Linked DNA regions of Homo sapiens: region 2 is linked to region 1. Evidence: chromatin contacts called from ENCODE Hi-C or POLR2A ChIA-PET data. All regions are on one chromosome and are shown on one strand. Each heading gives the region's core, a stretch centred on a gene start or an enhancer-like site at or near the end of the contact. The rest is flanking DNA. Distances are from core to core; before and after follow the strand shown. Region 1 overlaps TTC21B (tetratricopeptide repeat domain 21B). Region 2 holds the start of TTC21B-AS1 (TTC21B antisense RNA 1).

Evidence for each region. Hi-C counts contacts between places; a loop is a spot of excess contacts on that map. ChIA-PET counts read pairs that join two places held with the same protein, here RNA polymerase II (POLR2A). Pooled maps may share reads with other maps.
Region 2: a map of colonic mucosa shows a loop between it and region 1 (2.5-fold over the local background). The contact joins the promoter of TTC21B-AS1 here to the enhancer-like site in region 1. A Hi-C loop is called at or near these places in 6 of 168 maps with a recorded cell type or tissue (A673, HepG2, colonic mucosa and 2 more), 1 of 37 single-sample maps with no recorded cell type and 3 of 50 pooled maps. POLR2A ChIA-PET finds 5 or more read pairs at or near these places in 3 of 52 experiments (BJ, HEK293T and HepG2).

The regions. Positions count from the first base shown.
Region 1 is chr2:165,895,909-165,900,740 of GRCh38, forward strand. TTC21B (tetratricopeptide repeat domain 21B) reads right to left here. Exons shown (of 29, transcript NM_024753.5): 21 at 3,862-3,972; 22 at 2,778-2,859. Among named protein-coding and RNA genes, the nearest start is that of TTC21B-AS1, 36 kb to the right of the region's middle. RefSeq lists an enhancer at 2,116-2,205. Within about 2 kb of position 2,008, at least 3 of the 41 ENCODE cell types and tissues checked have a DNase peak (open chromatin) inside an H3K27ac peak, as active enhancers do.
Region 2 is chr2:165,931,783-165,936,614 of GRCh38, forward strand. It overlaps TTC21B-AS1 (TTC21B antisense RNA 1), which reads left to right and starts at 2,075. Exons shown (of 4, transcript NR_038984.1): 1 at 2,075-2,294. TTC21B (tetratricopeptide repeat domain 21B) reads right to left here. Exons shown (of 29, transcript NM_024753.5): 7 at 1,191-1,275; 8 at 1-74.

The sequences.
Region 1 (4,832 bases), core at 758-3,257:
AGAGAAAGTGTTGATATTACTGTAAAAAACAGACCATATTTTCTCCTTTCAATTTTTGTGCTCGCTGGGGATATTTTATTTTTAAATACAAACTGATGTTCTCTAAATTCAAACATCTTTTTATTAAAAGCGTTACTAGAGGTAGCCTGCAGAGCATATCTAGTTCTTTGAGTTGCCCTGCTTGAAGGATTGCCACCTCTGTGTCTCTGAGGCTCTGAGCACAGATGCCTAGGGCATCAGCCTGAGATGAAGGTGGTGGGGTTTAGAAGAACTGAAACACAGCTCTAGGACTTCCTCTGCCATTTCAAACTCTTTTTAGTAACACAGGTAGTAACATACAGTCATGTATTAGTCAAACAGTTCCCACCTCTTTCTTTTTCTCTTTCCTCTCCTCCCTCCATCCCTGCTTCCCTTTCTTCCTTTTCTCCCTCACTCTTCTTTCCATCTAGTATTTGTTGAGTACTAACTAGGCCAGATATTCTTCTAAATTCTGGAAACACAGCAGTGAAGGACAACGTTTCTGGTCACTTGATGCTTCCATTCTATGATTTGTAGTTTTTTGCTTTTGTTTCACAAGGGCTACACAAAACCCAAAAATCCTAAAGCCAAACCCCAAAAACTCAACTGAACAGAAAACAGGATAAAGGGACAGAGAGCAAGAAGTGGTGCTACTTGATGTAGGCCAGTGAGGGAGGGGCATTCTAAGGAAGAAGCAGCACCAGAGCAAAGGCACAAAAGAAAATGAGGCAGCAGCCAGATAGACCTGTGGGAGCAGCATATTCCGGGAAGTAGAAACAGCAAACAAAAAGGCTCAAGGCTGTAATTGGCTTGGGCTTTTGCCTACCTAGTTTCTGTTGTCCCTTTCTTCTTTACTATCAGAATTCTGATTTTATTCTACAGGGTATTAGATTCAGCTAAAAGATAACATTTCCCACCTTCTTTTGCAGCCACGGAGGTGATACTACTAAGGGTTTTTTTGTTTGTTTGTTTGTTTTGTTTTTAATAAAACGATGATTTGCTGGTTGGGAAGCCCTTTTGCCCAGCTCTGCACCCACCTTCCCCACCTGGGCCCTGGAACATCAATGCCCAGCACTGCGGTGGTCATCTTGAACCATGAGGTGATGCTCAGGCAAGTCAGGGTAACAACGTAGAACAAAAAGAGAGAAGGCTCTGGTTTCCTGATGATACTGTGGAACCGCCACACCAGTCCCTACACAGTGTACTTTTCATTTCTTTTACAGAGAGAAAACTAAAAACCGTGATTTTTAGCCTAGAATTTTCAGGGGTATCTCTGCCATTTTCAATGAAAGTATTTCTAAATTCTTCATAGGCTAGGGATGGAAACACAGATGAGTTATGACGACGCTGCAATAATCTATGTGGAAGATGGCAATGCCTTAGACCAGGGTGGCACTAACAGAGGTGGTAAAAAGTGATGGCATTCTAGGTATACTTTGAATGTAGCACTAACAAGGATTTGCTGATAGACTGGAGGTGATATATGAGAGAAAGATGAGACAAAGGTTAACTGTGAGGTCTGGGCCGGCACAACAGTGAGCAGTGATGCCAGTCACTGAGGTGAGAGGTGGGGGTGGAGCAAACTTAGAGGCGAGGGAAAGTTCAGGTGTTCTATTTTGGACATGTTAAGCTTGAGTTACTCCTAGACATCTGAGTGGGAATGCAAAGAGGCAGAGGTGTACATGAGTAAGGGCTGCAGATAAATGTTTAGGACACATCTGCACATACATGGGATATAAAGCCACGCACCTGGACAAAGTCACCTAGGGGGTGAATATATAAAAAGAAAGGGAGTTCAGGAACTGAAGCTACGAGTGTTCTAATATTTAAACGTCATACAGAGAAGAGAACTCCAAAAAAGGAAACTCAAACAGCAGGCAATGGGGCAAAAGAAGAACTGAGTGAGTTTAGGATCTCAGAGACAAATGAAGAAAGTCTTTCATTGTGGAAGGGAATAAACTGTGCCAAATATGATGACAGGTCAAGTCGGCAGAGAACTGAGAACTGAATCTGACCTGGCAGTATGGGGGTCACCGACCACATTGCAGAAGTGACTTCCCTAGGGTGCAGCAGTGGATGAGACAAAGTGAACACAGCATGTTTGAAAATCCTTCACAGAAAATTTGTTGTCGAGAAGAACTGAGGAAGGGCATAGTAATTGGGAGGGGATGAGAGTTAAGAGTTGATTTTTATTGACTGATTTATTTACAGCAGGAAGATGTCACAGCACAGTTCCATGCTGATTAGAAAAAAAATGATAATTCAAGAGAGAGAACTGTAAGAGTGAAGCCCTTTTTTAGGTGAGAAGCTGGCCACAGGCGGGATCACAGGCCTGGGGAGGACAAAGGCTGAGGGGTGGGTAAATTTGGTGACAAAGAATGGAGAAGTTCTCTTCCAGGTACAAATATTCTCTTAGTGAAGTAGGTGGCAAGGCTTTTAACTGTGGGCAAGAAATGGGGCAAGGGTGATGGAGGTTTGAGGAGACAGGAGAAAGTGGGAAAAGTAGTTCGAATCAATGAATTCATTTTTGGAATACAGTAGGATTACCAGGTTTGTGCTCATAATTTAAAGTGAGACCAGTCAACAGTGTTGCAATTTCCTTATAGCCATTTCAGCTACTCAAGCCCATGTGTGGAATAAACAGACAGTCTGATTCAACTAGGGACGGAGTTTGCCCGAGGGCATAACCACTAAACAGAAGAAAAAAGGAGAAAGGGAGGGGTGACTGCACTCAAAAAATACAATAAGTAGGTATTTACCTGGCTTACGTTCTAAAAGCTGCTGTAAATGAAACACTGCTTGTTCATAGTCTTGTTTTCTGAACATGAGATCAGCCATCATCTATAAAGATAAAAGTTGGTTCTAAAAATATTGCCATGTATTTTACACAACATGTTCTTCCAATCAAGATTTAGCACTAGAAAAATATAGATGATAAACATGAGGAGGGGGCAGCATTTTATAAAAAGGAGGCATTTAAGATTCAAGCCCACCTTGTGCAGAATAACTTGCAGATCAGTGTAACAGAAGATAATCAAGGATGTGAAACAGATTGCTCTGCTTGCAAAATTGTATTTTTAGCAAAAAATATGTTTCTAGCAATTGTTTTAAAAACAGAAATTTGAAAGGAATTGCACACTCTATGTGCTGTTGTAGAAAAGATACTCACTGGACCTGACTAAAATAATAATGAGACGATTCAAAAATGAAACAAAATTTAAATCATAACTATTTTGAAAAATTAAAAATGAGCAAGACCTACTGACATTTTTCTTATTATGTGTTTAAAAATGCAGATTTCATATATTTCTTTTTAACCACAATAACCTTAAATAAACCTCACAAAATGTCATCTGTGTAGCTGTCTGCAAAGCTAACAAATATTTTAGCCCACGTAAAAATAAGAAAAAATAAAAAACTCTATTCAAAACAGACTGTCTTAGACTGATAATATGAAGTTGTTTTTTTTCCCCTGTAACTCCAAAAATTCCACCCAAACTCTTAAATTTGTCCAGCATTCCTAAGTACTTAAAAGTTAGTTCTTAGCAAATTATAGTGTTACCACATGAACTCCACCTGACCAAGCATCCCCTTAGGCATAAATAAAAAATAACTAGACCCAAAAGGGCATGTAAAAGCCTGACCTAGGTTTATCTTTCTTATAAATAAAATCCTAATGATTCTGGGTCTTTATTGGTAAAATGTAGTAATGTTAGAAAAATGTTATTTCTTCCAAAAGCCAACGTGAGCCATGCCTCATCATCTAGTAGTAGTTCCATGGGGTAAAATTTAAAACTTATAAAACACAAGTGCTTTTATTGTACTGAAGTTCCTTGGACTGACCATGGTAGCAGCTTCGTTATCCTGGTCACTCTGAAGCAGTAGAGCACACTGCCGCAGGCAGGAATCAGGGTCATCTTGTGCCAGGTATAATCGTGCCAGTTCCAACATAATCTGTAGAGCAAAGGGCTAGATTCATCAGACACTGTATAGAATAAAAAGTCAATGAGGAAAATACGTGGGTACAGATTAAACTTTAGTTGACCAAAAGTCATTGCAATAAAATGCCAAGTATAATAGACAAAAAAAAAAAAAAAACAACAGTATGTATACCCATCTCTATTTTCTCTTACACTAGAAAAAAAAAAAACAGAGAAACAGGTAGTAACTCACTTCAAAAGTAGAGAGACATAATGCATTGTGAAAAGAACACTGGTCTTAAAACCATGAGACTGGATTATAGTCCCATAACGGGGCCAAGTCAGGTCCCTTCTACCTCCCTTAACCTGCTTTCTCATTTGTAAAATAAAAAGCTTCAAGCAGATAATCTCTAAGGTATGCCTCAGATTTAAAAGTAGGATTCCAACTCCTTTAGCCACCACTGAAAAAGGTATCTGTTTGGTTATGCCTTGCTAAAGGTTGTTTTTGCCGTTTATCTGAAAAAATTATATTAATAAAAATGTTCAAACTAGTTATTAAATTCTAGAGGATAGTTGTCTTTTGTACATGATCACTTACTTAAGTGTTTAGCCATTAATTATTTTCAGAAATTAATAATCTCTCCAAATCCTCTCAGATCTTGACAGAGTAAAAACTTTTTATATAATCAGTCATGTATGTAAATGTGCTACACCAAAATTATCTTTACATTTATTCTCCCACTGTGCTATATGAGGTCATAGATTGAGCCTAGCCATTTTTGCATCCTTAGTACTAAACACCAATTGAAATACAGAGTGTACAACAGCTGTTTAGTAAAAGGAACTGAATTATCTAAATCCAGGTATTTGTGATTGAGAAATTATTTTAAATTA
Region 2 (4,832 bases), core at 825-3,324, 36 kb after region 1:
TTATAGAAAAGTTGAGCATTCTGTGGTTCCATGGCATCCAATGTATTTCCCAAGTTTTCCAGCTTGGTGGAAGCCTAAAACAAAAGGAACTGGTATTAACTTAAAATATACTAAGTAAAAACAACATAATACATGCACATACACACTAACAAAGCATTACCCTACTAGTATTTTAAAAGACCTTTGCTTTTATAAATTCCTCCTCCTTCAATGGATGATTATATGTTATAAAACATATTTAAGATTCTAACAAACTCAATAATTATAAATGTGTTTTAGAATGTGTTTCTTTAATACTTGTTATTGAATGGAAACCTTTGGATAGGCGAAGACACCCATAATATTCCATTAACTGTACATGCCCAGCTCCGCCTTCAATAGTTAATTCATGACACAAATGAGATACGAATGATAATGTATTTACAAGTATATGAGGTCAGCCCTTCAATTGCCTATACAGACTGGTTTATATTCAAAATATATTCTAGACTAGAAAAATCATTACAGTACTTAGTATAAGTAATTTCAATGCCTGGAAAATTTACTGAAGATTTACCCCTACTAAGATACTCCTAGCATTTACTGAAGTATCTATCAGGCACTGTCACATTAACCAATTTAACCACACTAAACAAAATGCAAATCTACTACATGTTATACTAATATTACTTCCTTCAGATTAGAGTTTGGCACTCCATGATCCAATCTACAGTCAATGTGTTCACTACTACAGAAACAGATGTGCTTTATTATGAGGTATAATGGGATTTTATCCCAAGCCCATTTAATTTTTGCAAATTCAGTTAAATTGTAAATATACTATAAATTACATTTTGCATACATACTTTCTCATATCTAGTATCACTAGTTACATTACGTATCTAGTTACATTAATCATATATATTACTACACAGGAGTTTCATACAGAAAGCCATATATACTATAATTAATGATTTAAGGGATTTTCAAGGGTAATATTAACTGTATAGTATTTTTGCTTTACCAATAGATTTCAGAAGCTGACCTCTTTGTTAAGGTATACTCTAGTAATCAACTAAAAACTACCATGATGTATATTTTAAAAGAGAACTTCAAGGCTTTAATGTATATGCACATGCACACATGGGTGTGTATGTGTAATGAAATATATTTTTTAATATAGGAAACTTAAATAATACAATGCCACTTACCTTCTCTATATCCCCCTCTCTACACACATAGTAGAGTGCCTGCATTCTCAGTGCTTCCACATTTTGGCTATCTTGGAGCAGCAACCTGCAGGAAAACAATTTAGTTAATGTCAAAATAAATTTATATATTTTCTTTTATTCGAGGGCATGAAAAGTTGGTTTGCTTGCCTCACTATTCCACTGTTCAAATAAGTAATTTTCACTAGTAAAATGTCATCTGCTTTGTGAAAATTATCAACTTTATTATTTAAACAAGTAAAAGTCTCTGGAGTTTAATTTTTAATATGTTTTTAAAAGATATGAATAGATTATACTAGTCTCATTAAATCTTGTGGCAATCCTAAATAAAATATTAGCTAACTATATACAACAGTATAGTAAAAGAATAATTCACCTTAACCAGGCTGACTTATTACAGGAATTCCGGGAATGCAAACCAGGGTCAAACATTACAATACCTACTAATGTTATTCACAACAACAGATTCCTACGTGATAAAAACAAATGAGAAAATATTACATTAAAAAATCTTATTAATAAATGGAACAAAAACCAAAAAGAAAAACATAACAGGCATAAACTTAAGAAATGTGCAAAAGCTATAAAATTCCTATGAAACTGTACTCAGGGACATTTTTAAAAAGAACTGAACCAAAAAGGTAACGCCCCAGACTTCTCTTATCATGGATGATGTGGTACATATCACAATTACTGGTTCCAGTTTTTCAACCCTCCCTGAGTACGTGTCTTCTGCCATGTAACTAACTACAAAAGTTGGAGTGTACCCTACTGCTTCTTGACTAGGGACTTGGACATTTTTCTTATATTGGCCAATGGAATGTGGGCAGGAATAGCAGTGTATCAACCTAAATTTTAGAGGCACTGCATACTTCTGCTTGTTCTCTGGCACTTGCTATCAGTACAAGAAGAATTTCCTCTGGGTAGTGGCTGCTACTTGTTGTGAGTCTGGGGGAAACACTATTGGAGGTGACAAGAGTCCAAACTGCAATGATGTGCCACATTCACCCAGCTGCATCTGAACTGAAGCAGGGCCCCAGCCAAGCCTTGCCTGAGATCAGCAGACCCTCGATGACCCACAAAAATGTGAGTAAAGAATACTTATTATTATATGTCCTGACATTTGTGGTTGTTTGCTATACACCAATAGCTGCCTGATATAATAATGGTCATTTTTGGGAAAGAAAATTTTTTTTCCCCACATATGACTACAAATTTAATGCAATTCAAACCAAAATCTTCTATGGCTTCTTTTTTATTATTTTGTAAATTGATTATGACAGTCAAGAGCGAAAAAAAGAGCCAACAAAACTGTTATAAGAGAAACACGGAGAACTCCGTCTCTACTAAAAATACAAAAAATTAGCAGGGCGTGGTGGTGGGTGCCAGTAATCCAAGCTACTCAGGAGGCTGAGGCATGAGAATCACTTGAACCCGGGAGGCGGAGGTTGCAGGGAGCCAAGATCGCGCCATTGCACTCCAGTCTGGGCAACAAGCGAGACTCTGTCTCAAAAAAAAAAAAAAAAAAAAAGAAAAGAAACGAAACATGATGGAGAACTTGTGATAAAAATTATCAGAGTCCATTGAAAACTGAGGAGAGAATAGGCTCACTTAAAAAAAAAAAAAGCATATTTAGAACCAGTTATATACCAAAGAAAAACAAGAGCTTTTAGCATATGAAAAATTGCTCAATCTCAACACAATAAAAGAAATGAAAATAAAAATGAGATACCTCTCTTTCAGATTGCTTGAAAAAAAAAATACACGCACTGAAAATGGCCAGAATTGGTGAGGATAAGGTAAGGGATCATTCAATAGACTACTAGTAGGAGTGTAAATTAGTACAATTTCCTAGGAGAGCAATTTGGCAGTGCCTATCAAAATTTTAAATTTATATACTTGAGGGAGAGACTACAATTTGTCTCCTCAAATTCATTCTCTCCTTATTTGCTTGGGCATGTGGCTAGCCAACACTTCCTAGATATCTTTGCATTCAGAGGTGGTCAACGTGAAATAAAGTAATATATGCCATTTCTGGGCCTGGGCTTTTATGAAAAGTGGAATGACTTCTCTACATTATCTTTCCCTTTCTGCCAAGTGTTATGAGGTCTTAGGAGATGGCAGGACTGCAAGATGGAAAGCGTCTAGGTCCGTTAAAAACAGTGTGGAGCAAAGCTGCCTGATCACTTCTAACATTTACCCAAAACAGTTACATATGGGGAAACATTCTTCTATTACACTGAATCATTATATGTTTAGATCTGTTTTTGTAGCAGCTTAGCCTACCCTAACAAATACAGTATCTTGGATTCAACAATCTCTCCTTTGGGAAACTTCTCTGCAGATATAGTCCTACATGTGTTCAAAGAGGTATGTGTGTATGCATGTGTGTACAGTGCACTATACTGAACAGTGAAAAATAGGAAACTGCTTAGGTGCATACCAATGCGGAGAGATTAAATAAATTATTTGCATTTTCAATTCATAGAATGCTACTCAGTTTTAAAATGATTAGGGAAAGGAAGAAATACATAGATGTTTACAGATGACATGAACATCTATGTAGAAAATCTAAAAGAATCAATTAAAAAAAACTCCTGGAATCAACAAGCGATTATAGCAAGATTGTAGGATATGAGGTTAATATATAATATCAATTGCTTTCCTATGCACTAGCAATGAACAAGTGGTATTTGAAATTAAAAACACAATAACATTTACATTAGCACTCCTTAAAGTAAAATACTTAGGTACATATAAATCTAACAAAATATGTGCAAGATTTCTATGAGGAAAATTTTTAAATTCTGACAAAAGAAATCAAGGAAAAACCAAATAAACGGAGAGATATTCCATGTCATGGATGCAAAGACAATACAAGATGTTAGTTCTTCCCAATTTGATCTGTAAACTAACTCAATGCAATCCCAATCAAAATCCCAGCAAGTTATTTTGAGGATATTGACAAACTCATCCTAAAGTTTATACAGATTAGCAAAAAAACACAGAATAGCAACATACTATGGAAGGAAAAGAGCAAAGTTAGAGGTCTGACATTAGTTGACCTCAAGACTTACTATAAAGCTTCAGTAATCAAGAGAGTAGTGTGGTATTGGTGAAAGAACAAACAGGTCAATGGAACAGGGTGGAAATCACAGAAATAGACCCACATAGATAGTAAACTGATCTTTGACAAAAGAGCAAGGACAATGCAGTGGAGAAAAGACACTCTTTTCAATAAATGGCACTGGAAAAACTGGACATCCACATGGAAAAAATGAATATAGATACAGACCTCACCTTCTTCACAAAAATTAATCTGAAATAGATCACAGAGCTAAATGTAAAACATAAAACTATAAAATTCCTAGAAGATAATACAGGAGAAAATCTGACGGCCTATGGTTTGATGATGACATTTTAGATAATACACAAAAGGCATAATTCATGAAAGAAAGAGTTGATAAGCTGGACTTCATTAAAATTAAAAATTTCTGCTCTGTGAACGACAAGCCACAGACTGGGAGAAAATATTTATCAGATATAGATATATCTGATAAAGGACTGTTTTACAAAATATACAGAGAGCTCTTCAAACCCAACAATAAGAAAACAATCAATCAA